2 separate regions of the Homo sapiens genome follow, and region 1 is linked to region 2. Evidence: chromatin loops called from intact Hi-C (ENCODE). Cell type or tissue: Panc1. All regions are shown on one strand. Each heading gives the region's core, and the rest is flanking DNA. Links, peaks and the distances in the headings are about the cores only.

Evidence for each region. Hi-C counts contacts between places; a loop is a spot of excess contacts. Peaks named below come from ENCODE experiments on the same cell type or tissue, not always from the same donor. Only the 100,000 strongest peaks of a DNase experiment are listed, where the experiment ranks them.
Region 1: it touches region 2 in a loop (4-fold over the local background); 6 of 110 quality-filtered maps call a loop at or near these places.

The regions. Positions count from the first base shown.
Region 1 is chr13:89,057,766-89,074,669 of GRCh38, forward strand. All of the region lies in intron 2 of LOC105370307 (a long non-coding RNA gene), which reads left to right. Among named protein-coding and RNA genes, the nearest start is that of LINC00440, 170 kb to the right of the region's middle. In Panc1, for the core only: CTCF peaks have their summits at 9,316 and 9,519; a DNase peak (open chromatin) is centred at 9,336; H3K27ac peaks cover 290 bases.
Region 2 is chr13:89,686,407-89,703,310 of GRCh38, forward strand. No RefSeq gene overlaps it. Among named protein-coding and RNA genes, the nearest start is that of LINC00353, 130 kb to the left of the region's middle. In Panc1, for the core only: CTCF peaks have their summits at 9,435 (motif pointing left) and 9,648; a DNase peak (open chromatin) is centred at 9,415.

The DNA of each region.
Region 1 (16,904 bases), core at 8,307-10,806, 630 kb before region 2:
ATAGGAATAACATTGAATCTGTATATAGCTTTGGGAAATATGACCATTGCAATTATATTGACTCTTCCAATCCTGAGCATGGAATTTTTTTCTACTTGTTTGTTTCATCTGTGATTTCTTTTAACAGTGTTTTGTAGATTTCTCTGTAGAGATTTTTCACTTCCTTGGTTAGATTTATTCCTAAGTGTTTTATTTTAATTGTGGCAGTTGTAAATGAGATTGCATTCCTGATTTGGCTCTCTACTTGAATGTTATTGGTGTGTAGAAATGTTACTGATTACCGTATATTGGTTTTGTATTCTGAAACTTTATTGCAGTTGTTAATCAGTCCCAGGAGCTTTTGGCAGAGTCCATAGGGTGTCATAGGTATAGAATCATATCATCAGCAAAGGGAGATAGCTTGGCATCTTCTTTTCTTATTTGAATGTTTTTATTTCTTTCTCTCGCCTGATAGCTCTGGCTAGCACTTCCAATCCTGCGTTGAAGAAGGGTGGTGAGAGTGGGCATCCTTGTCTTGTTGCAGTTTTCAAGGAGAATGCTTCCAGTTTTTTTCCATTCCGTACAATGTTGGCTATGGCTCGTATTTTTTTGAAGTATAGATGGTTCGTATTATTTTGAAGTATGTTCCCTTGATGATTATTTTCTTGAGGTTCTTATCATGAAGGAGTATTCAATTTTATTGAAAACTTTTTCTGCATCTATTTAGATGATCATGTGGATTTTGTTTTTAATTTTGTTCATGAAATGAGTCACATTTATTGATTTGCATATGTTAAGATAACCTCACATCCCAGCAATGAAGCTTACTTGATTGTGACAAATTAACTTTTTGATGTGTTGTTGGATTCAGTTTGTTAATATTTTGTTGAGGATATTTGTTTCTATGTTCATCAGGGATATTTACCTTTAAATTTTTTGTTGTTGTTGTGTCTTTGCCAAGTTTTAGTATTAAGGTGATGCTGGCTTCATATAATGAGTTTGGGAGGAGTCCCTTCTCCTTGATGTTATGAAATAATTTCAGTAGAATTGGTACCAGCTATACAAAGTATAGCTGGTACATTTTGATGGTGAATCCATCTGGTCTGGGGCTTTTTTTGATTGGTTGATTTTTTATTACTGTTTCAATTTTAGAACTCAATATTGGTCTGTTCATGATTTCAGTTTCTTCCTAATTCAATAATAGAGACTATGTGTTTCCAGGAATTTATCCATTTTTTCTAGATTTTGTAGTTTGTGTGATAAAGCTATTCATAGTAGTCACTGAGGATCTTTTGTATTTCTGTGGGATCAGTTGTAATGACACTTACGTCATTTCTGATTGTGCTTACTTGGTTATTCTCTTTTACTTGTTAATCTGACTAGTGGTCAATTGATTTTGTGTATCTTTTAAAAGAAGCATGTTTTGGTTCCATTGATTCTTTTTATGGATTTCTGGGTCTCAGTATCATTTAATTCTACTCTGATTTTTGTTATCTCTTTTCTTCTGCTAGCTTTGCAGTTAATTTGTTCTGGTTTTTTTAGTCCCTCTAGGTGTGATGTTAAATCATTTATTTGAGATCTTTGTAACCGTTTAAGGTAGGTGTTTAGCACTATGAACTTTTTTCTAACACTGTTTTTGCTGGATCCCAGCTGGTATGCTGTGACTGTGTTTTCATTTATTTCAAATAATTGTTTTATTTTTGTATTAATTTCATTGTTAGCACAAAAGTCATTCAGGAGAAAGTTGTTTAATTTCCATATAGTTGTGAGATGTAATGGTTTTGAAAGATCTTGGTATTGATGTCTATGTTTATTCCACTGTTGCACAAAAGTATGGTTGGTATGATTGCAACTTTTTTTACTTTACTGAGACTTGCTTGTGGCGATCTTGGAGTATGTTCCCTGTGCAGACAGGAAGAATGTATATTCTGTGTTTGATGGGTGGAGCATCCTCCAGATGTCTTTTAGGTCTTATTGGCCAAGTGCTGAGTTTAAGTCCAGTATTTGTAAGTTTTCTTCCTTGATGATCTGTTTAATGCTGACCTTGGGATTTGAGGTCTGTGAATATTATTACATGGCTGTCTAAGATTTTTTGTAAGTCTAGAAGTGTTAGTTTCACAAATTTGGGTTCCCCAATGTTGAGTGCATATATATTTATGACAGTTAAGCCTTCTTGTTGAACTGAAGTTTTTATGATTATGTAATGCCCTTTTTCGTCCTTTTTTAATGTTGTTAAAGTCTGTTTTATCTGATATCTGAATAGTGACCACTGCTCTTTTTTGTTTTCCATTTGTGTGGTAGATCTTTCTTGAACCCTTTACTTTAAGCCTATTGGTGTTTTTACAAGTGAGATGGGTCTCCTGAAGATAGAAGATAGTTGCGTCTTATTTTTTAAATCCAACTTGCACCTACGTGCCTTTTAAGTGGGTTGTTTCCACCATTTACATTCAAGGTTAACATTGATATGTGAGGTTTTGATTAGATTGTGAAGATGTTAGCTGGTTGCTTTGTAGTTTCTATTGTGTGGTTGCTTTATAGGGTCTGTGGACTATATATTTCAGTGTGTTTTTGTGGTAGCAGGTATTGTTCTTTTGTTTCCATGTTTAGAACTCCCTTAAGGATCTCTTATAAGGTTTGCCTAGTGGTAATTCATTTCCTTAGCACTTATTTTTCTGGAAAAAATTATAATTTATCTTTCTTTTATAAAGTTTAGTTTTGTGTGATATAAAATTATTACTCGGAATTTCTTTTCTGTAAGAATGCTAAAAATACTTCCCCAATATCTCTTGGCTTGTAAAGTGTCTACTGAGAAGTGTGCCATTAGCGTGATAAGAATTTGACCTTTTTCCTCTAGCTGAGTTTAAGATATTTTCTTTTGGCCAGGCACAGTGGCTTACGCCTATAACCCCAGAACTTTGGGATGCTGAGGTGGGCGGATCGCCTGAGGTCAGCAGTTCCAGACCAGCCTGCCCAACATGGAGAAACCCTGTCTCTACTAAAAATACAAAAAATTAGCTGGGTGTGGTGGCGGGCACCTGTAATCCCAGCTACTCAGGAGGCTGAGGCAGGAGAATCGCTTGATTCTTCTGAACCCAGGATGCGCTTGAACCCAGATCCGCTTGAACCCAGGATGCGAAGGTTGCAGTGAGCCAGGATTGCTCCACTGCACTCCAACCTGGGTGATAAGACTGAAACTCCGTCTCAAAGAAAAAAAAAAAAAGATACTTTCTTTGGACAGTCTAGTGACTCTATGCCTTGGTGATGTTTATTTTGAATAGTATCTCACAGGTGTTCTCTGAATTTCTTCCATCTGGATATCTACCTCTCTGACAAGATTGGGGAAATTTTCTTGGATTATTCTCTCAACTATGATTTCCAGGTTGTTTACTTTTTCTTCTCTCTGAGAAATGCCAATAATTTATATTTAGTTTTTCTTTACATAATTCCATATTTCTTGAAGATTTTGTTCATATTTTTAAATTACTTTTTCTATTTTTGTCTGACTAGGTTAGTTCTACAGATTAGTCTTCAAGCTCTGAAATTACTTCTTCTGTTTGGTCTGGCCTATTGAAAAAGCTTTCAATTGTATTCTGAAATTCCTTAACTGAGTTTTTGAATTCGAGAAGCTCTGATTAATTTCTTTTTAATATGTGTATCTCTTCCTTCATTTCCTGGATTGCTTTAAAAGTTTTGTTGTGTTACTTTTCAGCCTTGTCTCGGTTCTTGTTGACCTTGCTTGCAATCCATGCTTTAAATTATTTATCTGTCATTTCTGAGTTTAAATTTGCTTAGGGGCCATTTCTGGTAAGCTAATGTGGTCTTTTCATGCTATCACTACATTCTGATTTTTCATAGTGCAAGAATTCTTGCATTCGTTTTATCTCATCTGAAGATACTTGCACTTCTAATTTTTCTAATTATTTTCACATAGGTACAATTTTTTTTGTTTTTATTTTCTTATAGTACTATTTTTATTTTTTCTTTTCCTTTCCTTTTTCTCCCTTCCCTAAGGGGAGCAAATGTAGAGAATGGTGGGTAGGTTATTTTGACCTTGTCTCTGTAGATCTAGGCACTTCTATCAGCAGGTTTTATATTGGGCTATGCAGTTCAACCTATAAGCTAGTAGATGGCACTTATAGGTATAAGCCAGCTGCAACAAACACAGCTGTGTACATATTTGATCTTTGTTTGCTGGCAGAGGCTCTTTGTTTCCTCAGACAATGAGCTGATTCATGGAGTGCACAGTGGCCTGGGCTCCCTCTTAGGCCCCGGTGGGGAGAGCACAAGTGAGAGAGGTGGGAATTGACCAGGCAGATCTGCCTACAGGTTTCCTGAGGGCCAGCACAAGCACTAGCACTAAGGGAGAATACAATGGGCAGTCCACCAAGTGCTCAGAGGTGTGCCTAGGTGTGAAGCTGGGAATCTCTCTTGGCCCTACATTCTCTGCACAGGGAAGTGGAGGAGGCTAAAATCCTAATCCAAGAGAGTGGGTATTCCATATGCCTGGAGATTTGCCTCAGTGTGGAGCAGAAAGGGGAGCTCTATATCGAGATCTCTGCACAGGAATGGTGGGGTAACTCAGGCTGCTCAACCGGGCAAGCAAGTGCTCTGAATGCCTGGAAATCTTCTGTGCCTTTTTAAATTTTAATCGAGAGCCCTTACCTACAAAAACAATTCAACTTTCACTTATACTCTCCTACCCATGTGGTTAATCCCTAGATCTTAAACTCAGTTTATTTGCATTTCCTTGTGGCTAATCGAGATCATAATTATATTAAATGTGTCAAAGGAAACCCTGTGACTTTCCCATTTGGTTTTAATCATTTGTAACCATTTAGTCGTTTCTGCTACATGTTATATTCAACAGTACTCAGCAACAACCCACAAATGCTATTATCCTTATAAACACTACTTCCCTGAATAAACATATTAAAAATAAATCATAATAAATATATAGAACATATAAAGACATTTTCATATATTTTACTATAAAATATTAAAAACATGTTTAACATAAACATTAAATTTTAAATTTTATTTAGTTTTAAATTAAATAAACAAATTAAAAAGATAAACATTAAAAAGAAATCAATCAGAGCTTCTGAAATTGAAAAACTCACTTAAAGAATTTCCAAATACAGTTGAAAGCTTTTACAGTGCTTAGTTATTTCACCTGTGACAGCTTTATATTGTGTCAACTTGGTTAGGCTAAAGTATGCTTCCCAGAACTCCCTTTCCTTTAAGCTTCTGGTTAGAGTGGTCCACAGATATATTTTTCAGTGAGATTTCAGAGGAAGACTTGAAACAGAATATTTTTGTTGTTTTTGTCGTTGCTGTTGCTTTCTTTGCTTTCAGAAATGCAGTGGAAGTGCCTTTGTAACTCACACGTCACGTATCTGCTGGCTTACTTTTATTGGCATGGAACAGCAGCCATGAGTATAAATTCTCCATTTCACCCACATTCCTCCTTCAACTTAACTGACTCCTGAGCCAGATTTCTCTACAATTTCATGACATAGGTTGTCAGTTTCTCCTCTAGGAAAGTTATTTCACAAAGAACATAAGTAGAGGCAGCTGGCATGTGTTCTCCTGAGTTCCTGCTCTTACTTATCTTTTTTTAAGGGCCTGACCTGTGGACTTAAAGTTCCTTGTCAACTATAAAAACAACAGCTTTCATATACAATTGGGTGAGATCAAATCCCAGTAGCACCTTTACTATGTATACCTCCTACTGGTTCTTCCCTGGTTAAATCCTGACTGATAAAGCCTCCACCGGTGTAATATATCATTCTAGTTTACCACATTAATTATTTCAACAGAGTCATTGCTGTAAAATGTCACAGTTTGTTGGTAATGAGATCCTAATTCCCATTTCATTATCAGCATATCCAGCCACAAAATCCTATCATGGAATCTGGTTCATCATACCACTCATAGCACATGCTTTCTGATGAGCTTTCCTCAGAAATAATCTTTAATACAGACAATTGCCTATAGGAATTGTATTAATGAGTGCTTTCAAGGAAAATCACTGCAGTGGAATGAAGGAATCAGAACTGGGCAGAGTAAAAAAGTTTATATAGAGTGAGATTGCAACACAAGTCACAGTTCATCCCACAGGGAGATCTGGAGCTGGGACAGATCTTCAGATTATCAAGAATGGTGAAGAGTCTGAGATTTTACTGTATTTGCAAGCTAACAAGTTATTCCCTTACAGTTTTATTGAGGCTGGCAGAGACATGAGACTCCTTGGTCAGAGAACAAGCATTTTGCTATTCACAATGAACGTTATGAGCACTGGAATACTTGTGTCAGTTTTCCTTGCCAAGTTCCATGGGGCAATGCATTAGAAAAAGATGGATGGCTGCATATGAAGTAAGTTGAACTTAAGGAAATAAAATCTTATATACTGGCAATAAATATGCCTGTACATTGCTAGTGAAGGAGATACTATCTCTATCTTCCAAGACTTTAAATAAACCTTCCCTTTTTTCACAGAAAATTGTCCTATCTCTATCTTCCAAGTTAGTTCAATGTGCACATATCTTTAGCTAGTTAATGCCTCTGTTTGCAAGATGTGCAAATGAGATGGACTGCCATGAGGAATTGTCTCACCAAAAAGAGTTCTCATAGATGAGAAAAGGGGCTGGCCTTCGAAACCTTTTAATAACTAATCATTAGATACACACTGCCCTTTCAGCTGATTGAAATATCCGAGAGATACTCGACTGTGAGTCATTGACAGCTAACAGTTCTCTTGGCTAGGGGAATAGTAATTTGGTCTGGGAGCTGGGAGTCTTGTGTATTATCCTACAGCATGGACTACATGATGAGAACATGTCATTCTACAAACTATTATCATTTTGCCTTATCTTGTTAATTCATTAACCAAAGACCACACAGATATGTATCATCATATATCATCTGATGTTCCCTTTTATCTTTTTAATTTTATCCCTTTTATCTTCATTTTATCCTACTCACAGTTTGAATGCATGCCATTTAATTTGTAGATAGTTCTATTCTAGTGCATCTTCTTAGAATAGTTATTCTAGAATAGTTATTCTATTCTAGTGTGTCTTTTTATTTTGATAGTATGCAAGTTGTTAGAATAAACATTCTTTTCCTTGCTGCATCAAATAAACAGATGGCTGTTTTGAAACTGTGAAATATGAGCATAATTAAATAAATTCAGAGACAATCACGCGTTTACTTTTAGTTTCTAACATAGCTTTATCTATGCCTACAAATATATTTGATTTTCCAAATGATATTATCGACTTATTTTCATTTGTCAAATAGCTTAATCTAAACCAGACAATGAAATTTAATATGTTATAGAAATGTCTCACTGTAGTTGAGAGAAAAAATTACTGAAGACCCAAGTGTTTCTTAAAAACTTGGGGAAACTTCAATTTCCACGATTTTCACCGGTATTATATAACAGAGCTTCACAGTTACAATTTTTTTATTGCCAGATATGTTTGTACATTTGAATCATCATGGAGATGTTTTAAAAAACAGATTCTTAAATCAATAACAATTGAATATCGAAAAAGTACTCACATATTTTTTTTTATCAGGCCAGGAAGTATGTGTTTTTTCAAAAGTTCTTCAAGTAATTCTGATTATCAGTCAAGTCTTGGAAACATCAGATTACATGAATCAATCAAACTCTTATGTTACATGAACTATCATAACATACAGGATAATTTTAAGACCCTGTGTCAAGAAAGATCTCATAACATTTAAGACAAAAGGAGTGTCTACTTAGAAAATAATATTAATGATCATAAAACTTCTTGCCAAACGTTATCTAGAAAAGTAGCACCAGGGCCCAATGGAGGACATGTCCTATCCTTTAAAAAGATAAACAAGCAAAAAAATAAGTGGAGTTGGGGGGGCTACATTTTTATAAAATTGACAAATTTGGATAAATGTGAAATGGAAATATTCAAAATATTGATAATGTTTTCATTCATTAATTAGAGAAGGGCTGTTAATATAAGTAATGTTAAAAATTAATTCACTTTTGCTATATTCTTGAGTATTTCTGAGTCTGAATTAAAAAATAGTATTTACATTAATATTATTTGAAATACAGCTAGATGCAAAATATATATTAATCTAAGGCATGTTTATTATACTTCTACTATTTTTCTAGTTACTGAGTTAGTTACTATCAATACAATGTACAATATAAAAAATTCGAAAGGATCCCCTCATCCATTAAGCTAGACAAAAAAGGAAAAGGATTTTTGTTTGTTTTTGTTTTGATGTTGAGGAACTGACTTGCATAAGTACTTGCTTCATCCATTTAAGTCATTCTTAGATACTCCAGGGCAGGTTTCCTCAGAAACAGACTCAGAGACAGACAATAGCAGAAACTGTACTGAAGAGAACTTTCAGGAACATCACTATGATAAAATAAGGAAGTCAGTAATTTATCTTATTTTGGATTTTTTTCTCTAGACTAGATAATCTAAAATAAATAAATTCAGCCTGGAATAGGCTATAGGTAAGAGAGGCAATTCCATTTGGAGTGTGAAGGCCAGAGTCAATATTTTTCTGTTTTTTGATTTTTTTGTCAGACATATCATTATGTATTTTAATTTAGTTTTATTACGTTTAAAAACTGTCTCCTTTAAAAATACTGTTATGCAATTTTCTTTAAAAAATCAGACTAAAAATTAAATACATACACATATAAATGAATTAACAGCATGATTGTATAAACTCATGATATATTTTGTGTAAAAGAGACCTTTATATTATTTGAGATGTAAGGTAATTTACCAATTTACCTAATGGAAATATTTGATTGAAAAGCACATTAGAATATTTGTTTTTTTCCCCAAGAATATACATATTTGTGTATGAGAGATTTTATTAAAGACTATAAAAATTGAAATAAGAATTTTGTGTTTTGAAAATATTTTATATAAATAATAAATAATTGTTTTATAAAAATAAGAAAATTTTAAATATTCTGAGCAAAAGAGAATATTTTAGAAAGAACAAACATTATTATCTAAGATCCACAAACCTTCAGCCAAAACTAGTCATAAGTTTAGTGTAGCTATGCATTAGATATTGAGAAATCATAAAAATTTAATAATGAGAAATTTGTATTCACATTTCTCTGAGTTAATGATTCTCACTAACATATGCTATGATCAGGTAGTCTTAATTTGATATTTGCAATCATTGGCATTTAAATATTTTTGAACCTACTAAATACAGCCTACTCACAAGTTACGATAAAACTTCCTGCTTGGGTCAGAACTGAGGTTCCCTTCTGACTTCATGGTGTTAGGCAACACTGCCGCCTAGAGGTATTATGATTATTCCTAGTGGACAAGGTTTCTACTAGGAAAGGCTCAGAAAATAAATGTATTTACGCTTAAGCAATGTTAAGAACATGTTAAATGGATATGTAGCTACTTTATGTGACGTGTGAGATATCTAAGAACCCTATGAAAGAAGAAGTGGAAGTTTATTAACAATCGGAGTGCAAGCAAATACTGACAAGTACATGTTCTTAAGAAGTTCTGGTGAAAGTTGAACCAGGTTTGACTGTCAAAAGAAACAACGGCTTCTACATTGTGTGACTGACGTTGGGAATCGCCCTAATCGACTACTCCCTGATATGATTGTGCATTTTGTAAGGAAGGAGTCAGTTCTGTAAAAGAAAGAGCTTTCTTAGTATCAGAGTTTGCAACTTTTATGCTGCAACTTTACCTAAGGAGCAGTTTATCAGAATCTGGAAGGCAATTTATCACTAGATCAAAAGTGGAGAGTATCAGAGGTCAGTGGTAGAAAAAAGTTTGATTATCATTCAAGAGGAACACGAGGGTAAAATAGCAAAGATGAATAGTGGAGAAACTTCCACAATTGCAGGTGATGGATTTGTTTTCACTAGGACAATCCATGCCCAAAATATGTAAGAGAAATAATTTTTCATTAAGATTTACAGATGAATGGCAATTTTCCAAAAATGTTAACCTGGTTAGGGTAGTCTTGGAGAATATTCACTTTTTGACACCCAAAATAGAAAAAGTTCAAAATGCTGAAATTCAGCATAATACAAAATGTAATAGGAAATGTCTGTAGCTGATAGTCGATGGAGAAAAGGAAAGAGGTTACTTATTTTCTCAGAAGCATCACTGTGATTATTATTATTATAAAGTTCCCTAGAACCATACTGAGAAGTGGGAAATGTCCAAGGTCTTATTCATTATTTTAACATATACATCCTAAGTGTCTCCTACCTGTGAGGCTTCAAAAGGCAAGCAGACACATTATTTGCCCTATGTCACAGAGGAGATAGTAAATGAAACAATTAAATATTTTTAACTTGTCAAATATTGTTAGTGTTTGAAGTAAATGAACATGGTAATGTAATGTTTTGTTACCTCTGAGAAGTTATATTTAATTCTGAGACTTTAAGAATCTGAAGTCTAATGAGTGAATTAGGCAAAGGCAGACACTCAAACGATGGCCTAAGGATGGGAAGCAGATGAGAATTTGGTAAGAAGTGACAGAGGACCAGTGAGATTGGAATATAAGAGGGCGCTTTGGTTGACTTCGCTGAAGTTACAGTTCTAAACTCTCAGTTTTTTAAAACAATGAAAATTACTTGTAGGATTAAATATAGATTAAATGTAGAAACTAGGTCAATTGTATGTCTGATCCAAGATAGAGGCCTACTGTAGCCTATGCTATGATACCCATCTCTTCCCATTTTGGAACCCTCACTGAAGGTGTCGACACTAAGTGAGAGATGATGTTCTCCTGACCAAAGAAGAAAGAAAAGACTAACCTGAACCAGGTAATCCCATTTGAAAACCTATTTAAACTTCACTGGGATGCGGTGTACATCATATCTCTCCTTCCTCCAACTGAAGCTAACACACAAAACCAAGCTCAATATTGGGGTAGTGAAGTTATTTTTTTATAAAGAAAAAAGAGAACAATAAACTGAAATAATAATTCAATCTGTCACAGATGGAGAAGGTGATATGTTATTTGAAAAGGTAAGCAAATAATATTACTTAGAAAGTTTTGAAGCTATGGAAAGATTTTACACTTGAAAACCAAAGATGGGTATTAAAGAAAATGGCATAATATAATTTACATCACAAAATAGTAACCCAGATTAACATGTGAAGAATTTATTACAGTTAGGCAACCAGAAGAGCAGAGAAACTTGTTCGGTGACTGTGAAAGCACCCCCAAAACAAGGCAGCATAAACTAGGCTAGTGAAGCTTGAAAAAAATAGATGAATTTAAGATATACTTTTAAACTGGAATCCAAAATATTTCCTGAAATGTGCTTGATAGCATATTTCTTGAAGAAATATGTTAATTATATAGATTTCAGATCCACTTCTAGGGCTAAATCCTAGAAAAATCTAAGGAATTGAAGTCATCAAGACCTGTTAATCTGGGGTTCATGATGTCACTGAAAAGAGGATTTATTGAAACTCCTTATAATAAAACTTTAAACTCTTCTATTCTATTATCTCACCCCTGGCTGGATGCAGAGCTGCAGAAGATTAAGGGGAATTTAGTATGTAGAATTGCACTTACCTTTCCTATTTTCAGAGGTACATCTAACTCAAAGAGTTACCAGGTGCAGCTGAGGTTGAGAGTGAGACACATTAACGAAAACTTAGAGGAGTATGTGACAGTCAGGTTACTGAAGGCCAAAACCCCCAAATCCCTTCCAATATTTTATTCCTCAATCATTGTGGTCAACTTTATATACCCCAAGTATGAGATTGGAAAGATTCTTGCTTCAGAAATTTGCACTATACAAAGGAAGAAAGATTTCAAAAAGTACTGACAGTTGGGAATCAAAATATCGACAGTTGGCAGTCACTTTTCCCACAAAAATTGAAATGGCTGGATTTTTTTTCTCAATAACACTGGAGAAAGAAAGGTCCATCCGGTGAAACCATGGCTATACAAGTGCAGGAGGTTTGATTGCTTTGTTTAATAATTTGGAACAAATACTATTTAGTAGAAGAAGTACTAAACAGCCAAATAGACAAAGTAAACTGGTTGACTGACATTAGCAGTTTATGTCACTGGCCCCCCAAGTACTGGCACAATGAGCACATGAACAAAGTAGTCACGCTGAGAGAGATTGATTCTATATGTTGGCCCAACAACTTAGACTTACTGATGCAACTATGATTAATGCCAATTGTATAATCTGCTAGCAACAAAGAACAATGTTGTGCCTATAATTTGAATAGGTATCACAGGCTTGAAACCTCAATAGGCACTTGATGGCAGGTTAACTATGTTGGTCACCTTGCATTCTGAAAAAGTCAGAAATGTGTTCTCACAAAACTAGACACATATTATGAATATCAGTTTGCCTTATCTGCCCATAGAACTTCAGTTAATATCACCATGTTAAGGATTAGTCCTTGTTTATCCCATGGACATGGGGTGCCACATAATCAGATCAGTGGACCCACTATACAGTGGTAAGGTTTTAGGATGGCTCATGTCCCTGGGATTTACTGACAGTATCACATCCACACTACTCAGAAGCTTCTGGACTTCTGAGTGTTGGATTGCCTTATTGAAAGCACAGATAAGCTCCAACTCAGAGGCAATACTCAATTAGGATATACTGCCGTTGTCTATGCAGTATATTAAATGAAATGAAAATCCATGTATTAAATGAAAGATTGCTGCTGTGGTTTGAATGTTTGTATCTCCCCTAAATCCATTTGTTAAAATCTAACCCCAATGTGATTTCACTAAGATGTGGGCCTTTAGGAGGTAATTAGATCGTGTTGATGAAGCCCTATGAATGGAATTAGTGCTCTTATGAAAAAGACCAAAGGGAGCTAATTGGCTCATTCCACCATGTGAGGATGCAGCAAGAAAGTGTCCTCTATGATGGACAGATCCTCAGATGACACTCAATCTGCTGGGACCTTGATTGTGGACTTCCCAGCCTACAAAAGAGAAATCAATTTCCATTGTCTGTAAATCACTCAGTTCATGCTATGCTGCTATGGCAGCCCAAATGAGCTAGGACAATTACTATGTGATGCTGTGTCCCAAACAGGAAGAATATATAGTTCCATGAGCCAAGGGACAGAAGCAGGAATAGCCCCACTTACAACAATTTCCAATAAATGATTAATGGGCTTTTTGTTTTCTTTCTGCACAACTTTGGGATCTGCAGGGTATCAAATGAAAAACATCAAGAATCCCATTGATATATAAGCCACAGCTGACACCTAGGCACTTTGGGCTTTGTCTCTAGAGACATGAAGGAAAGAAGAGGTTCTAGTGCATTTCAAGAAGTAACTGGTCTTGATAATCAATGGAGAGCAAGGCTATTATTACATTTTGGAGATAGGGAGGAAAATATGTTCACATGTAATCTGCTGAAATTTATTATTGTACGTGCTTGATTGTGACTAAATGGACATGCACAGCAAACCCAACCTGAGAAGAGATTCCACAGGCTCAGGTCACTTTTGTATAAAAGTTTGGGTCATACCACCAGGTAAATCACCAAGATAACGAGAGGAAAGAGGATCTGGAATAGATAGTGGAGGGAGGAGATGGAGAATAGTCATTGTTCTTGAGATGACTACAGTGGCAGGAGCTTATTTTGTCCCCATTAGCTGCATACTTCCAAGTATTCCCTCAGGAAAAGAGCCCCAGGGAATCAGGGAGGAGCTGTACTCAAATGTATATGAAAAAGATCCATATGTCATAAGGAGTAAACAATAACAGAGAGCGTCTTCCAGAATCCCCTATAGGGATAACTTGCTTCCCATTTTAGAGATTGCATTCAGTAAGCAGTTTCCAGCTTGCAGATACTCAGGATCTGCCTCATGTGCAGAGAACCACCTTGCTGCACATCACAATTTCCCTGGCAACTTACACGTAGTAACTGAGTGAAAAGGGGGTAAACAGCCAAGCAATTCTGACATGAAACAGGATTACTGTAACAGATGATACTGACTCTAGAACTCCATACAAGAATGGCCTTGGCTAGACTGAGCATTCATCACAATTTAACCTCTTACAGTGGCCAATCATGTGCCCTCTTCCCCTTTACAAGTGTTGATCTCTAACAAATATTTTTCATTGCAAACTTTTTCTCAACATCTGTTTCCAGCAAATCCATGTGCAGTTTTTACTTTGCATTTCTGTGTATTTTAATTTCTGCCTAAGACTGACTCTTTTTTGAGTGTTTGAGGCAGTTTATGTTTCATGTATTAGAATCAATAAAAAAATTGCTTTTTCTGTCTTTTTAAATTTTATTCTAAATTGATGAATTCTAATTTTATATAAATGGGGCACAATCCAATGTTATGATTTATTAATACAATTTGAAATAATTAGAGCAAGATAATTTACATGTCAATTGCCTCAAACACTTATCATTTTTTTGTGGTGAGAACATTTGAAATTTACTTTATTAGTAACTTTGAAATGTACAACACACTATAAACCCATGTTACCAAAATGCTTGGAATAGTGGTAAATATTTAAATTTCGGCATGTAAAATAATGATTTTGGTTATGCTCCTGTCTGGTAATATACAACTCTAGTAATTTTGGTTGGAAAATGTAGATGAACGTAAATAATTAATAAAATGATCTGTAGAGCTGAATTTTTCACCTTATTCTTCCAAAATGACTTTATGTGAGTTAAGAATTTGCAATCTATTGGGTTAAAAATGAGACGTAGCAAGCTGCAGAGTAAGTTTTCTTGCAGAAGGAAAAACACCACCACTGACCCTATCACTCTAAATGGAGGGAAAAATCTGTTTCTGCTGATTCACCTGAGACAGATTATTGGAAGGGGTGCACAGTGGATGGAATAAACACACACACACACACACACACACACACACACACAGAGGAACACAGCATAAAAAATGAGAAGAATAAATATTCTCTCCTTTTTAAAATTTATTTATTTTTTCCATAAGTTATTGGGGTACAAGTGGTCTTCGGTTACATGAGTAAGATCTTTAGTGGTGATTTGTGAGATTTGGGTGCACCCATCACCTGATCAGTATATACTGCACCATATTTGTAGTCTTTTATCCCTCCTTCGCTCCCATTCTTCCCCCTCAAGTCCGCAGAGTCCATTGTATCATTCTTATGCCTTTGCGTCCTCATAGCTTATCTCCTGCATAATCAGTGAGAACATACGATGTTTGTTTTTCCATTCCTATATTCTCTCTCTTTTTTAATAGTCTTTCTCTTGTATATTTCCATTGCTTTTTGGAGAAAATTAATATTTCAAAAGCAGTGATTATGATATGGGCACACAGGAGAGACACTGACTAGACTACTTACTATCTTTAAGTACACCCTTTGTGCCAGTTGTACACGCATAAAAAAGGTTTTTATGGCTATCATGTGTTACAGCCAAGCCCAGGCCTTATGGCATAAAATGTGTTCTCTGCATATGAACATCAACAATCTTGACTACAACATGTGGCTGGAAAAATAAACTGGGATTCTGGGATCCTGACTTGCTAATTACATATCTATTTTATGTTTCATTCTGTCCTAAATTCTGTATGGGAATTTCATAATACATGAGGGGGTGCTTATTATGATAATATTCTTCCTTCTGTTTCTGACAAGACAGTAAATGCTGTATTGCAAAAGATATACTACTACACAAAACATTTTAAAACATCATAGTTTTTGCATTCTTTGTGAAAAAACAGAGAGATAGGGACTGAAAATCTTTGGCTATCAAATTGTGATGTCTAGGCCAATAAAACATATTTAATAATTTCAATTGGAAGAAAAATAAACACATATTTATATATCTTCTAGTAATTTAAGTTTCCCAAAACATATCCCACTAACTTCATAACTTTATGTTGTGATTCATTGTATTGTGTTCAAATATGAATATGTACTAATTACATATAGTACTAATATATTATAAAACATACATTTAACTTTTTTATTAAAAGAAGTAATTACTTTGATTCAATATCTTGATTTTAATAGTTTCTTAGAAGGTATTTAAATTATCATTTTTTAAGCTTTTTGGAATGAATTGAAAGTCAAAATTAAAATATGTCAGAAAGATTTGTATATTTAGATTTGTATGAACGTATATAACCAGTGACTTCTAAAATTTACATGTTTATTTCTTTAAAAACCTAATAGGAATTCATTGAACAGAAGGAAAACCAATTATACAGATTTCAGATTTTTATAACTAGTGGATATCTTCCAATATGCAGCCTTTTATAGACACTGCCTCAAGGTTTAAAGATAATGAAGTGGCATTTAGACAATTCATCATTTAACCACCATTTAACCACCACAGTCAATTTCTTATTTCAAAGTAGTAAGGATGGGAATAAATATTAATATGTATCATTTATGAACATATATGTATTTGATTTCCTTTTGCAAGTCAAATTCTGTCTGTAGGCTTTCATTTATTTTCATTAAAATAAATAAAATTATTTTAAGTTAGAGTAGATAGAGCAATGAATAATACTCATTAAACATTTATCATGAGGAGAAAAGGTAAGTTCAACCAAATTATTGAAAGCTACTGACAAAGTAGCTTGTTTCATTAGTTTCCATAATGAATCTGTCCTACTTAAAATACTTTTATATAAAGTCATTGAATTACTCATTATAAAGTTAATCTTCCAAAGACTTGGTCAGTACAACATATAATCTGTGCTTTGAATCTATGGAAAAGTTTATATTCAAGTACCAATATTGCAAGAATTTAAACAATACAAATATAAATACCCTGTATACATAATTCTCCCTCTTCACACTTTCTCCCTCCTGTCCCAAGAATAACCACCATTTTGACTTGCAATCTGTCATTCTCAAACATGTCTTTTCACAGTTAAAACATATTTCTGTTTAAAATATATATA
Region 2 (16,904 bases), core at 8,331-10,830:
TCCTGACGTCGGGAAGTAGATATTTTTAACAAGTTAAGAAATGGAGGCAATGTTAGTCAAACTACGCAGGTGCACACACACACACATACACAAAGTGTGTATGGAAGAAAAAACAATCTCTGGCCTCATATTTGCAGAAACCTCTGCAGAACTGAAGATTCCATATACTTAGCTTATCTTCTTTAGCTTGGCTTCTCTTCTTTCACCTTTTACTTTCTGTAATACAAGTAGTGTAAAGGCTGTCTTTGGTCTGGTAACTGGTGTTTTTAATAAAGTGTGCCTTTTAGGAGTACTGCTCTTAATATTGACTCTTCTTTAAACTACTCTTCTCTTTTATTACATCTTCTGTTACAGGGTCTTACACTTCAATTCTTAAGGGAATTACTTTTCTCCTATACTTTTATTAGTGATCAGGGCGAGCACAAAGATCTATTTTATCCTGACACTCCTACACGAAGAGCTACCACTAAGGGCTGTCAGACTGCACCTGGCACAATTGGAAGAAAGGCAATTCACCTAGACTGTGAGTTCACCAGGTTCCCCGCGTTCAAGTATCCTGAAACATTTGTCCATTGTTACTAAAAACTCATTTGCTTTGAGAATACAGTTTAACTCCAAATGTTGGATATCTAAGCTTTCTCTAGAACATTCTCAGCTTTTGATACTTCATAATAGCCAAACTAGGTTAAAAGAGTTCCTCATTTATTGCCCAATATTGGGTTTCTTAATTGTACATTATGCCCAAGTTTAGGATCCTCACAGCCAATGTCTTTTATCACATCTGTAACAGACATAAACTTTGCAGAAATTAACATTAGAAGTATCAAGGATTAAAAATATCTTCTCAAGCCTTCCTTATATTCTTACGCAATCGAAAAGCAACAAACGCCATCAGGAAGTCCTACTAAGACTATTTTCACATTCTCTATGTCTGAGCATTGAATAAAGCCCAGGGATTTAATCTTACGTCGTGGCCTTAGTTAGTTTGATGTTTGTTTATTTTTATTAGCAGCCTCAGAGCCTTTCATTGGCACTCTCAAAGCAATAAATAACTCAATGAACACATCTGTTCCAGATTACCAGTTCTCTCTGTTACTGTAATTGTTCTACTTAACAGTTTGTCTTCTAGTCACTAGTATGAAGTTGTGCACTATATAATTATTCACAAAGTTTCTAGATTAGGGCTTCAAACATAATCTATGTATATAAAGGCTTATGATCTCAAAATTATATATTTCCTTAATATTTATTTTAAGAAAATAGTCTTTCCAAAAAATATCAACACACTTTTGAGTTTTTCAGTTGTTAATTTGCTGTATAACAAATTACCACCTATGTAGTGGCTTAAAACAACACCCCTCTATTTTCTCACAGTTTTGTGGGTTAGACATCCAGCCACTGGTTTCTCTGCTCAGCAACTCACAAGGCTTAAATCAAGGCGTTGACCTGCCAGGGCTGTATTCTCATCAAGATTAGTTTCTTCTTCGAAGCTCAGATGATTGTGGCAGGATTCACGGTCTATAATTATAGAACTGAGGTCCTCATTTCCTTGCTGGCTACCATCAGGGGCCTCTGTGAGCTCATAGACGCCATCAGCATTTCTTGCCTTCTATCTTTAAGCCAGCAGAAGACAATCTGCTTTGCATCAAATATCATTAAGGCTTTGAAGAATCGTTTTCACCAGGAAGAGGCTTCTCTCTTTTAAGGGCTCACCTGATCCAATCAAGCCCAGTGAGGATAATCTCCCTATCTTAAAATCAAATGATTTGAGGCTTTAGTTATATTTGCAAACTGCCATCACTGCAGCACCCAGATAAACATTTGATGATTAACTGGACAAGATGTGTGATACATTAGATGCTGGGAATCCTGAGAACTATTGTAGAATCCTGCCTACCACAACAGAGTGTAGTTTCATTTATTCTTTCACTAATTTCCTGCAGGAAAAAGTGAGATCATGCTATTGCTCTCAGTGAAATTTACTATTATTTGAAGATAATGAATCTGGAGTAAAAATAAATATGATTTACAGTACACTCACATACACCCACAAATATAAATCAGTAGTCATATGAGTGAATGCTTAAGAAATATCACCATCAAAAATCAAAAGGGAAATGAGGGAAGCAGGGAAGAAGGTGGCAGAAATTAAGCCTACACCCTTCATGCCCCCTAAGGAACAGCAAATTTTAACAACTATCTGCATACAGAAAAGTACTGCCACAAGAACCACAAGACAGGTGAGTAATCACAGTACATGGTTTTAATTTCATATTGCCGAAAGAGGTATTGAGGAGGGCAGGAGAAACAGGCTTGAATCTTTGATGCCACCCCATCCACATCCCCCAGCATCAGCCGGGCAGTACAGAGAGTCTGTGTACTGGGGAATGGAGAATGCAAGGACGGGGGGACTTTACATTAAACTCAGTATAGCTCTGTTGTAGTGGGGAGAAAATCCGTGTTGTGCTCAGCCAGTGCCCACAGACAGGGGGGCCATTTGGACCAGTCCTAGCCAAAGGGGAATTGCTGATCACAGCGGGTAGAACTTGAGTTTCTCAGCAAGACTCGCCACCATGGGCCAAAGTGCTGTGGTGTCCTAGGTAAACTTTCAATGAAGTTTAGAACAGAAGGACTGCAATTCCTAGGCAACTCCTCGTGCTGGGCTAGGCTCAGAGCCAGAGGACCAGAGTAGCATGTGATCTAGGGAAACATCAGCCAGAGTGGCTAAGGGAGTGCTTGTGCTACCCCTCCCCCAACCCTAGGCAGTGCAGTTCACAGCAACAAAAGTGACTGCTTCATTCTGCTTAGTGGGAGGAGAGCAAAGAATAAAGAACACTTTGTCTTATACCTTGGATACCATCTCAGCCACAGTATAATAGGGCACTGAGCAGAGTCATGAGGCCCCCTTATTCCAGGCCCTAGCTCCTGGATAACGTTTTTAGACACACTGTTTGCCAGAAGGGAACCTGCTGCCATGAAGGGGAGAACACAGCCTTGGCAGCATTGATTATCTGCTTACTAAAGAGCCCTTGGGCCATGGATAACCAACTGTGATACCCAGGTCATCAAGGATCTTGGCTGATCCTCTGAGACTTGTTAGCTTCAGGTGAGACTCAGCAGATTACGAGATGTAGTGGTTATGGGGTAAAACTCCTTCTGCTTGAGAAAAGCAGAAGGAAAAGCAAAGGGGACTTTGTTTTGCACTTAAGTACCAGCCTGACCATAGGTGGGCAGAGCACCAAGCCAGGTCTAGGGGGTCCCTGATTCTAGGACTCGATTCTTGGATGGCATTTTTGGACCTGCCCTGGGCCAGAGGGGAGCCTTCTACCCTGAAGGGCGAGTCCCAGGCCAGGGGGCTTTCAGCACAAACTGACTTAAGAGAGCTTGGGCTTTAAGTGGACATCAAAGGTGGCCTGGCAGAAAACCCCTGTGGGCCAATGATGAAGGAGGCCATGAAGAGAGGCTCCTCTGCCTGTGGAATGGGGAGGGAAGAGCAGGAAGGACTTCGTATTGTGGTATGAGTACCAGCTTAGCCTCAATAGAATAGAACATCAGGCAAATTTGTTAGGTTTTTGACTTAAATCCTGGCTCCCAAATAGCATCTCTGGACCCATGAGGGCCTGAAAGGACTTGCTGTTCTGAAAGAAGGGACCTAGATAGATTTACCACCTGCTGATTGCAGAGCCCTAGGACCTTGAGTGAGCATAGGAGGTAGCCAGGTAGTGGTTATAAAAGGCCTTGGGTGAGACACAGTGTTGTGCTGGCTTCAGGTCTGAATCAGCACAGTCCTAGTGGTGATGAACACAAGGGTGCTTGTGTCACCCCAGCCCCAGTTCCAGGTGGCTCAGCACACACACACACACACACACACACACACACAGAGAGAGAGAGAGAGAGAGAGAGAGAGAGAGAGAGAGCAATAGAGAGAGAGAGAGACTCCATTTGTTTGGGAGAAAGTAAGGGAAAAGAACAAGAGTCACTGCCTGGTAATCCAGAGAATTCTTCCAGATCTTATCCATGATCAAGTTGGTACCTCTCCAAGTCTGTAAAAACCACAACATCCCAGCACTTTGGGAGGCTGAGGCAGGCAGATAACGAGGTCAGGAGATCGAGACCATCCTGGCTAACACGGTGAAACCCCGTCTCTACTAAAAATACAAAAAATGAGCTGGGTGTGGTGGCAGGCACCTGTAGTCCCAGTTACTCAGGAGGCTGAGGCAGGAGAATGGTGAGAACCTGGGAGGTGGAGCTTGTAGTGAGCCGAGATCGTGCCACTGCACTCCAGCCTGGGCGACAGAGTGAGACTCCATCTCAAAAACAAACAAACAAATAAACAAAACAATATTGGGCTTGGGACTTATGTTCTTTCAAATACCTGAAAAGTCTTTGCAGGAAGGATGAGCACAAATAAGCCCAGACTGTGAAGGCTACAGTAAATACCTAACTCTTAAATACGCAGATACCAATGAACACCTGCAAACATCAAGATCATCCAGGAAAGCATGACCTCTCCCAAAGAACTGAACAAGGCACTGGGGACCAATTCTCGAGAAGCAGAGATATGCGATCTTTCAGGGAGAGAATTCAAAATAGCTGTTTTGAGGAAATGCAAAGAAATTCAAAATAACACAGAGAAGGGATTCACAATCTATCAGGTAACTTTAACAAATAGATTGAAGTAACTAAAAAGAATTAAGCAGAAATTCTAGAGCTGAAAAATGTGATTGACATACCAAAGAATGCATGAGACTCTCTCAACAGCAGAATTGATCAAGCAGAGAAAAGAATTAGTGAACTCAAAGAGATGCTATTTGAAAACACACAGTCAGAGACGACAAAAAAAAAAAAAATGAAGCGTGCCTACAAAATCTAGAAAATAGCCTCAAAAAGGAATATCTAAGTTATTGGCCTTAAAGTGGAGGTAGAGAAAAAGAGGTAGAACACCCCAAACCTAGATAAAGATATACATTCAAGTATAAGAAGGTTATAGAACACCACGCAGATTTAACCCAAAGAAGACTACCTCAAGGCATCTAATAATAAAATTCTCAAAAGTCAAGGATCCTAAAAGCAACAAGAGAAAACAAACAAATAACACACAGTGGAACTCCAATACATCTGGCGACAAACTTTTCAATGGGAAACTTACAGACCAGGAGAAGTGGCATGACATATTAAAATGCTGAAGAAAAAAAAATCACTCTTGAATAGTATATCTGGCAAAAATATGCTTCAAGAATGAAGGATATTTCATGCTTGAAGGATATTTTCCTTTAGACTTTCACAGACAAACAAAAGCTGAGGGATTTCATCAACACCAGATCTGTCCTATAAGAAATGCTAAAAGGAACTATTCAATCTGAAAAAAAAAAAAAAAAAAAAGGATATCAATGACCAATAAGAAATCATCTGAAGGCACAAAACTTACTGGTAACAGAAAGTACACAGAAAAACATAGAATATTATAAGATAGAATATTATAAGACTGTAATTGTGGTGTGTAAACCACTCTCGTCTGAAGTAGAAAGACTAAATAATGAACCAATAAAAAATATAAGTACAACTTTTTAAGACACAGTACAATAAGACAGGAGAAATAACTAAAAGTCATAAAAACAAGAGGATGAAGTTAAAGTGTATAGTTTTTATTAGTTTTACTTCTGTGTGTTTGTTCATTTGTGTATGCAAGCAGTGTTGTCATTAGTTTAAAATAATGAGCTATAAGATAGTATTTGCAAGCCTTATAGTAATATCACAGAATAGGGTATTCAGCCATATGAAAGAGTGAAATCCTGCCATTTGCAACAACATAATTGGAACTGGAGGGCAATATGTTAAGTGAATAGGTCATTATGTTAAGGTGGTGGAGAGTAGAAATACAGTTACCAGAGGCTGGGGAAGGTAGTTGGGGGGTTGTTGGGGTGGTGGGGATAGTGAATGGGTACAAAAAATAGAAAAAATGAACAATGCTTAGTATTTAATAGCACAACAAGATGACTATAGTGAAAATAATTTAATTGTACATTTTAAAATAACTGAAGGAGTAAAATTGGATTATTTTTTACACAAAGGATAAATGCTTGAGGGGATGGATACCCCATTTTCCGTAATGTGATTATTACGCTTTGCATGTCGGTGTCAAAATATCTCATGTACCAATTAAACATGTACAACTACTTTATATCCACAAAAATTAAAAGTTAAGAAAAATATTAAAAGGTATAAGTTGAAACCTATCAAAAGTTTTATTTTTCTTTCTCAAACATTATAAAAGAAAGCTGTAATTACAGCATGCAGACAACAATTTATTATCTTTTGTTTTTGTTTGAGTTCTATCGCAGTGAATTATCTCAAGAGTTTAAAAAATAAAGTTATTCTCCAAAATTTATTTAAAAAAATAGACAATCTCCCATTTCCCTTTCATTGACATAGTACCTTTATAGCTTTTCGGCTGAATATTTTGGCATTTTCTCAAAATAACAGCTTGCATTGTTACTTTTTTACTTTTTGAATTTTGACATTATATATGCATTGACTTGCTACTTTGGAAGATAATAGATGTCTGTTTTTTGCTGTCCACCAGATACAAAGTTAATTTATCTGTCCTTTTATCCTTCCAATACAGTAATATTATAAATATGATTAGATATTTTGCACTTATTATTATAATTTGGTAAATGTTACATACAGATAAGCATGTAATTACTGTGACTCAATTTTCTACCTTTTAAAAAAGCATTAAATATTGTCATGTTACGTGTGTTTGATTCTCTCTCTTTTTCTCTGTCTCATTTTTTTAACTGTTTTCAATATGTACATTTTACCAATGGAACTCCCAGCAAACTTTCGTTTTCAACTTCTTATTTCCGGGCACTTGAAGCATTTGAGAAATTTCCTGATCTTGGAGGAATGTCCCGTGAAGATTTCTGTCATGCTCCATTCTAGGTAGCTGTCTCCTACACATTCTATTCAGGCCTCACTGTGCAATCTTCCTTTTTCATTGTTACAACTCTCAATCTCTTTCTTTCATGTTTTCCATTTTTCTTTATGTCTCCTTATTTTCCCTTATGCTCCCTTTTCCTGAGGTGCTTCTTCACTTTACTGATGCATAGCTGCCAATAGGTTCCTGAAAAAGAGTACACAATAAGTATGTTTTGAGAGCTTTTATGTGTAAAACATCTTTATTTTACCTTAATATTTAATTGACAATTTGGTTTATAAGAGTAGGTCAGGGAAAGATAAGCACGCCTGGCCAGTGTCTTAGTATCAGGGAGGAGGTTTACTTGTTCCTGTGGTAACAGGAAGTGATTTGGGCCCGAGGGGTTCCGCCATACACAGGCTTAAAGTCCTTGGGGAGCATGTCTAGCACTTCCGGGGTTGGAGTGTTGAAGTACTCTTTGTTGATCTTAACTCGATTGTCATCTCAATCTTTTAGTTCCTGCTTTAAAAAAATTAGAATATTATTATTTGCCTCATATGGTTGTGATTATTATAAAATAAGATTACATGTGGCAAAAACATGGCATGGTTGGAGATTGAAGAGTATGTTGATTGAAAACTGGGGCTGCGGTGTAAGAATTTCTGGGTTTGAATCTTGACTACCTCATTTGTTTTGCTGTATGAAGTTTAGCAAGTTATTTTTGCCTCTCTATACCTCAAATTCACTTGTGAAATGTGGATAATAAAATAATAGTACCTTCTTCATAAAATCATTGCAACGTTTACACATGAAGTAGAATTATATATATTTAACTCGATGGTCACAGAGTAAAAGAACAACAGATATTACATATGATTATTATTTATAAAAGCATTCTAGCCAGAGCTTGGTACACTCAAAAACATACTTTTTTTAAATTCTCAATTGTCACAATTCTATTTGCAAGTATTTTAATAATTCATAACCATAACCTAGCTAGATAATATTCAAGATTTAAAAAATGGAACCTTAATTGAAACACTATTGTGAACAACCTTGTTGGTATTTTATGTGGAATAAAATTAAATAAACAGATTGTTTTTAATGGTTGAAATAAATATGCACAATAAAATGAAAGCTATGTTAGATATATATTTCAAGCAAACTATAGAATTTCATGACTAGCATCACAGAAAATCTATGAAACTGGTTTTTAACTACCATCATTATATAGTTCTTTCTCAAGGAAATTGAAGACTGACAACCGTGTTTCCATCTGGAAACATCTAACATCTGTGATTGTAAACATCAAAACACAGCTGTTGCAGTTCTGAGTAAGCACTCCAATTTATTTATTTTTGACTTAAAAAAAATCTTCAGTTTTCATCAAACATCACAGTTGTTAAGTCATGTTCTTACAGCAGGAGGAAAAACAATTAAGAGAAATCACTATATCAAACATTTAAGAACAATACTCTTTTTGTATTTCATTTAGAGGGAATCAAATCTTACTGTGGTTTAAGAAAAGCATTTTGGAGGGGGTTCCTTTTTTTTAAGAAACCCCAGAATTTAAAGCTACAAGGATTTTAGAGATCATTATGTACATTGATCAGATATTTTTGAAAAACACAACAATGTTCAAAGGGAAAAATTGGGCTACTCAAGTTCACACAGGCAGGTGGTCTCAAGGCAAGGAATAGAATAGTCTTATTCTAGTGTTTGGCATTGGAGCTTCACATTAATTTTAATAAGAAAATGTCTTGCTAAAAAACAAGTGTATCTCGGTGTAATATAAAATTTTAATTATACATGATTCTAAAAATGATTCCATTTAAAGAATATCATATTAAAATTGATTTTAACTATTATACGTACAAGTAGTTCTGTAAATAATGCCAAAAACTTGAATCACTTTACCAATTCTTAATCATAGTTCTAATTCAGTTTCAGATAGACTAGCTCCTTTAACTGTACCCTCCCCTTTTGTAGCCAGGAAGACCTGAAGAAAAAAGTTCTGCAGATTTAGTCCTTAAAGCATGCTCACCAGTTTTTATTCTCTACTGGCCTGCAAACTCCTTGAAGGTGTATGGTTTCAGATCTCTTTTGTATTCTGCATTGAAGCACAGACTCTTTCAACTGATGCATTGTTTGGTTTTTCAGTCTTCTTTCCTTCATCCTAGTAGACAGGGTCATCCTGGGCTCCAGGCTCTGCAGTCTGAAGCCAGGTCCATATCCTAAGGCTCTCCTTCCAGATGCCTGGCTACCACCCATCTGGAAGGTTAAGATGGCAGGGATTCCTTTAATCTGAAGAAAGTGAGATGCTTTGATTGGACCAGTCTTGATGACCTAGCTAAAAGGGCAACACCAATTCAGTAACACCAGGTTCTGATTACCAGTATTACTGATTCTGATTTGCAAGATCTGGGCAGACGTTAGAGGTTGTAGTTTATACTTCAGCGGTAACCTTTGAGAAGCCAAGTTTAAAGCTGGAAAATTCTCTCCTATGGTACACGAGTGCCTCCAAGTGGCAGAAAATTAAGGTGCATGGGTATAACTGAAAGCTAAACACCATACCCAGTTGCACCCAAGCACACTGGCATCTTGGTAGTGGTTGTTTCTGCCAGAGAGAGTCACAGGTAACTTAATTATATATTTTGGATATGGCCAACCTTCGAATTTTAACTGTAAGCTTTCTTTAAAATAGGCAAAGAGGATGATATGATTTACATAACTAGCTTCAATCTTCATCTGTAAGATTTGGAAAATGATTCCTAACTCATAAGAATATTGCAGGAATTAAATGAATTAAAATGCTTATACCAGTGCCTGGCATATGTGATATGATATTGGTAATATGTAGCAACTATTGGTAGTATGATATATGTTGTATATACTAAATAGTATATCTTATGTTGTATATATTCCATGTATGAATATATAATATATAATATTTATAATATAAATATATAACATATTACATACAATGAGTAATATATGCTATGCAATATTCATAATGGGAAATATAATATTGAACATATAATGTATAATATTATTATTATGAGATTCATAATTTTTTTGCAGGGGATTGGGCTACAAAATGATTTGACTTTTTTTTGAGAATTGTACAAGAGAGCTATCCATCAGCAAGGATGGATTCAGTGGCTCAATAAGTTGTGGAGATTTGGGCATTTTAACATGGAAATCAAGTGGAATTATTGCAAATTTTCCATACAATCAAAGGCCCAAAATGGAAGCCCGATATTATAAAATGGCACAAGAAACTGAGTGCTCTTCCCACTCATCAATAGTCTAATAGACTGAAAGAAACTTTCTCAAATCTTTGAGAGACATGTATGCATTCCCTCCTTCCCAACCACGATGGCCAAGAATGAAAAAGAGCATTTGGTGCTAATTGCCTTTATCTATTACCTAGTAACAGCAGCAGAGCAGTTGGCTGCTGGAATGAGCTGTCATGCCATTAGTTGACTCAAAGTTGGCACTAACACATGGATGCCCAGTTTGTGAACGTCCAGCTCACCCTTTCAGGAGATACACTAGTTCTTATATTATAAAGGATTTCAGTTCTCAGGACTAAGAACAGTATCCCTGACATAGTAAAGCTACTATTCTGTGACCTGTCAAAAATTTAATCTTCTGATTTTCAGAAACTAGTCTAATGGGACTCAGTTGACTTAATTGGCCATTCTTTCTGCCCAATCTCAGCTGAAATTTTTTTTATTTTTATAGATTTAGGGGTAACAAGTGTAGTTTTGTTACATGGATATATGTAATGGTGAAATCTGGGCCTTTGGTGCACCCATGATCCAAACAGTGTACACTGTATCCAAAAAGTAATTTTTTTTTTATCAGTTCCTACCCTCCCGGCTTCCCACCATTTGGAGTTTCCAATGTCTATTATTCCCCTCTTATGTCCATTTGTACCCATTGTTTAGCTCCTGCTTATAAGTGAGACCATACGTTATTTGACTTTTGGTTTCTGAGTAATTTCCCTTAGGATAACGGCCTCCAGTTTCCAAGCATGTTGCTGCAAAAGACATGATTTCATTTTTCAAAAAATGGCTGAGTAATATTAAGGGTTACTGAGTAGTAGTAGCAGGGATTTTTTTTTTTTTTTAACTTGTTGAGTTGTTTCATTTTCTTGTAGATTCTGGATATTAGCCCTTTGTTGGATGCATAGTTTATAAATATTTTCTCCCGTTCTGTAGATTGTCTGTTTACTCTGATGATTCTTTCTTTTTCTGTGTAGACTATTTTTACTTAAATCCCTTTTGTCTAATTTTATTTATTGTGTTTGCCTTTGAAGACATAGTCATAAATTATTTGCCTAGGCCAGTGTTCAGAATAAATTTTTCTATATTTTCAGGTCTTATGTTTACGTCATTTATCAAACATAGATAATATGTTTGATAATAATAATATGATAAATATGATATTTATCAAACATAGATATCTTTTGGAGGAGTCTTTACGGTTTTCTAGGTCTAAGATGATACCATCAGTGATTATAGACAATTGACTTCCGCTTTTCCTATTTGGCTGCCTTTTATTTTTTTCTCTTGCCTGATTGCTCTTGTTAGGTCTTTGTATACTATGCTGTATAGAAGTGAGGGTTGGGCATCCTTGTCTTGCTCTAGGTTTAAGGGGAATGCTTTCAAGTTTTCCCTGTTCAGGATAATGTTTGTTGTGGGTTTGTTGTATATGCATTTAATTATTTTGGGTGTGTTTCTTGGATGTCTAGTTTTTTGAAGGTTTTTGTCATGAAGGTATGAGGAATTTTATCAAATACTTTTTCAGTATCTATATATCTATAGAGGTCATCATAGGTTTTTGTTTATAATTCTGTGTGACACTGATGATACATTAAGTTTGTGGGTTCTTTGGAGAAGAGAAACAGATGGGGATATGATTATCTAATTCTCTAGATTTTCCAATATTCTGTAACATCCTAGAACTCATCTTGTGGAGAGCTCCAATTTAACTTTCTCTTCTAAAATCAGAATAGATTAACAATCATTGCATTCTTTTTTTTTTTTTTTTTTTGAGATGGAGTCTTGCTCTGTCGCCCAGGCTAGAGTGCAGTGGCGTGATCTCAGCTCACTGTAACCTCCGCCTCCCGGGTTCAAGCGATTCTCCTGCATCAGCCTCCCATGTAGCTGGGATTACAGGCACCTGCCACCACACTTGGCTGATTTTTGTATTTTTAGTAGAGATGGCATTTCACCATCTTGGCCAGGCTGGTCTCGAACTCCTGACCTCATGATCCACCTGCCTCGGCCTCCCAAAATGCTGGGATTACTGGCGTGAACCACTGCTCCTGGCCACATTATTTTCATTTTTAATTGCTTGATATTAAAATCCATTCAATTAACTTGGCCTATGTAGATAGTTTAATTTTAATACATAACGCTGAGGCTAAAAAGAAGATAAATATTTTTGTCCTGAAGGACATTTCGAGATTACTTCTAAACTGTTTACTTGAAGAGGATGAAACAGTTGTGTAAGAGAATAATACAAAGAAAATTATAAAGCCTAATCTTTGCTTTAGTTGTATATTTTACTCGAAAAAGCATGTTTGCTTTATTGAAAAATAAGTTAGTTTCATTAATTTAATATCAAATATTGAATATTATTGGTCTTTCTAACAAAAATAATTTAATAATTAAAAAATAGAAAATGAAAGAGGAGGTTTCTCTTGTCAAAAAACGTTGTGTGCTTTACAGAAACTTTACTTTGGAAATCACTAGAATAAAGAATCTGGCCTTTAATTTAATCTTCACTGTGGTAGTTTAATAAATATATACTGTGGTCTCCCATTTTATCCACCAAAGATCAGTGATGTGTGAAATTGGAACAGGTGTCAGATATTAAAGAACACTCCGTGATAAAGTTTGTAAAGAAGAGAATTAAATAATACTTATTTCATGGTTATGCTGTACCATAAAAATAACAGTACCTTTAAAGCTCACAACAACCATGTAACAGACATATTATCGTCTCAAATTTTCAATGCGGGAAACAAAACCTCAGTAAATGCTCTTATTTGTTCAAGGTCCTGAAGGAAATTCAGGCTCTATTTTGGACCCCAATCATGTGTCAGTTGCCAAAGTCTATCCACTATATTATTCTACTTCATATTAAGAAGATACCTGCTTTTCTAAGATAGCACCACAAGGGATAATCAGGGGAACAATTTTGTAGAAAATAGTCAGAAATATGTTGGTAGGGGGTGCTTTGGTTGGTGGCATAATGGGAAAAATTTGGTAGTGATAGAGATGTTTTGTTTTCAAATTTCAATATTTATTTTCTTGGATGCCATTTTAATAGAAGTACTAAAGAAATTTGGTCTGACCTTGAAATTAAACTTCTGAATTTATCACTATTCAAATAAATGACTCTTGGCCGGGCGCGGTGGCTCACGCCTGTTATCCCAGCACTTTGGGAGGCGGAGGTGGGCGGATCACGAGGTCAGGAGATTGAGATCATCCTGGCTAACATGGTGAAACCCCGCCTCTAGTGTAAATACAAAAAAAAAAAAAAAAAAAAATCAGCCAGGCGTGGTGGCGGGCGCCTGTAGTCCCAACTACTTGGGAGGCTGAGGCAGGAGAATGGCGTGAACCCGGGAGGCAGAGCTTGCAGTGAGCTGAGATCGTGCCACTGCACTCCAGCCTGGGCGACAGAACAAGACTCCGTCTCAAAAAAAAAACAACAAAAAAAAACCCTCTTAGCTTTATAGCTAAGAATAGATACTTGAGACAGTCTGCCCTGGTTTAAATTCTAGTTCTTCCAGTACTGGCTGCATAACTTCACGCAAGTCACTTTACAATATCTGGTGATTATGAAAGATACTAGCTTTTATTTCTTTTTTTAAATTAAACTTTAAGTTCTAGTGTACATGTGCACAACGTGCAGGTTTCTTACATACGTTTTTATTTCTGAAGAAATTAAAAATCTATGTCTGCTACGTGGTAAAAACTACATGCATCTGGTCTATGTAAGTGCTACACATTTTTATATTTTAATACTGGAAGATAACATCACTTTGGATCTTTGTGGTAGGAGTTTAATATGATCATGGTACTACAAAATAGGGGATTTGTTTTTAGCCTTGGCTTCCAGGAAGAAAAGGCTAACCTGAAAAATATTGACAACAAAAGAGAGAACACAAGAGCATAGATCACATAGTACATCAGAGACCACAGATCTAGAACAAATAATACATACATTATTTGTTCTAGGGAACAACAAATAAATAACTTTTAGAATATATATACCACTATTAAGAGAAATTTACAAAGCATAACCTATTTGGAGAGACGTAGTCTGGTAAGGAATATCTGAAAATAAACTTTTAATCATTTCCTGGTGAGAAGTCAGAGAATTCAGAAATTTCACAGGAAAGCAAAATTCTACACAGATGGATGTGGGAAAATATAAGGAACAAGGAGTAGATGACCGGCAGAATTCGAATAATGAGAAAGCTTGTACCATCTACATGAGGATATTTCTGGGCTTTATTACTGCTAGTGAAATGCTACCTGCAGGCCGGGCGCAGTGGCTCACGCCTGTAATCCCAGCACTTTGGGAGGCCGAAGCGGGTGGATCATGAAGTCAGGAGATCGAGACCATGGTGAAACCCCGTCTCTACTAAAAATAGTAGCTGGGTGCAGTGGCGGGCGCCTGTAGTCCCAGCTGCTCCGGAGGCTGAGGCGGGAGAATGGCGTGAACCCGGGAGGCGGAGCTTGCAGTGAGCCGAGATTGCGCCACTGCACTCCAGCCTGGGCGACAGAGCGAGACTCTGTCTCAAAAAAAAAAAAAAAAAAAAAAAAAAAAAAAAAAAAACACATGCTACCTGTAAAAAATAATTAAAAAGGTGGCTGAAGTTGCAATCAAAACTGTACAATTTAATATAGGTAGATTTATTTTTTATGCTTAAATTAAATTTTGGCCAGGCGTGGTGGCTCAAGCCTGTAATCCCAGCACTTTGAGAGGCTGAGGTGAGTGGATCACCTGAGATCAGGAGTTTCAGACCAGCCTGGCCAACACGACGAAAACCTGTCTCCACTAAAAATACAAAAATTATCCAGTCGTGGTTGCACCCGCCTGTAGTCCCAGCTACTCAGGAGGCTGAGGCAGGAGAATCGCTTGAACCTGGGAGGCGGAGGTTGCAATAAGCCGAGATTCCCCCACTGTGATCCAGCCTGGGTGACTCCATCCCCGCCACCCCCCTCCACCCCCCCAAAAAAATGTACAATGAAGAGTTCAATCACATCAAGAACTGGGGAAGGTCTGAGATTTTCTGTGATTTGCAAGCTGACGTGTGAAACTGACACAATTCCATAGATGCATATAAAACTCTTGGATCAGAGATGAAAGAATGAATAATTTTCAGAAAAAGCAGTAGTCAGAGTATCACCATATATGCAATGGTAGCTCTGCTGTTCAATTCTTTAGGGTGATATGAGGAGCCACAATGAAGGCAGAACACACAATGAGTTGTGGAATACCTAAGGAACACAAAACAAGAGATCAATAGTTTTTTGTTTGTGTTTATTTGTTTTTAGCAAGCCGCAAAGATTTTACCAATTAGCAAATTAGCCAGTCTACTTTCTCTTGGAAAGTGGGAAGCTACGTAGTGATCACACTGCAGTTTTCTTAACCTACCAGTTGCCTATGTGACTAGCCATAGAAAGTGCTCAGTATTAGAAGACAGGTAAGCCTTGCTGTCTGGCACAGTTAGCAAGAAGGTGCAGGAATGCTGAGGACTCACGATGGAACGCTGAGGACTCATGATGGAATGCCTTTCCAAATAAATGGTCTTCCGTAATGGCATTTACAACTTTTTTAAAATAATGAGGTTAAGACCTCGCGAATAACTGCCATAGCTATGCATCAGGCTTGGTACAACCTACCACAGTTACGACTCTTGTTCACAGCAGAGATAAGAGACAGAAACTGCCTCCTCCGAGAATTTGTCTTAACAGAGACTTATTTTTCCTTCAATGAACTACATATTACACAGAGAAAAGTATTGAGCATTAGCACAATTCGATACCCAAATTGATTATGTAAAATCAGTGAGTGACTCATGATATTTTAACAATTTATCTTGTCCTTATTTGACTCCATATGTTCTATGCTTGAGGCATAGGCTGGGTCTGTATTTATTTTCCATGAAGAGAAATTTTCCTCTATTCATTATTTAGGAACTATTAATTTTCAGGAAGAAAAGGAACTTGACCATCTCTCATTGTTTTCTTCCTTTTGATTTTTTTGTGATTTCTTAAAAATGCATATTGCAAACTTTCACTATCCATCCTTATTACATCCCTTATATAATTGAAACTTATACTACTTAATCAAATTTGAAATCACATCTGAGGGTGTAACATGTGGCATCCATCTATGATTCAAATAGCATGAGCATTATTTATGTCAAAACAATATATTCAGTAAGAATCCCTCACCCTGGCATGAAAATATGTTTATTTTGTTTAAAGATTATAAATGCACAGGTTCATACTGCAATTAGTACCTATATTACTATAGAATAATTTTATAGCTAAAAAATCTAATATATAAGTAAAATAAATTTTTATTCCCATGAAGATATAAGTGAGTATTTTGTGAATCATGACTCCAAGGATGTAGGAAATAAAAATTTTGATTAAATTAAGTAAATTCTGCCATGTTGGTTATTATCACTTTCATTGAATAATGCTAAAATAATAAATAATATATTAACTCAAAATGTTTTTACTGTGAGCCCTGGTTAAATTTCTGTTAATGAAAATGTGCAATATTCAGTCAGTAACAACAAGCATTATTGAAGACCTACTATTACTTACACAGGTAGATACATGAGAGATGGAACGAAGCAAAATGCATGTGCTATATTACTATATTCCATTCATAGCATTATTGAACTATTAATAAACATCAATAATTTCTAATAATGACTTTAGAA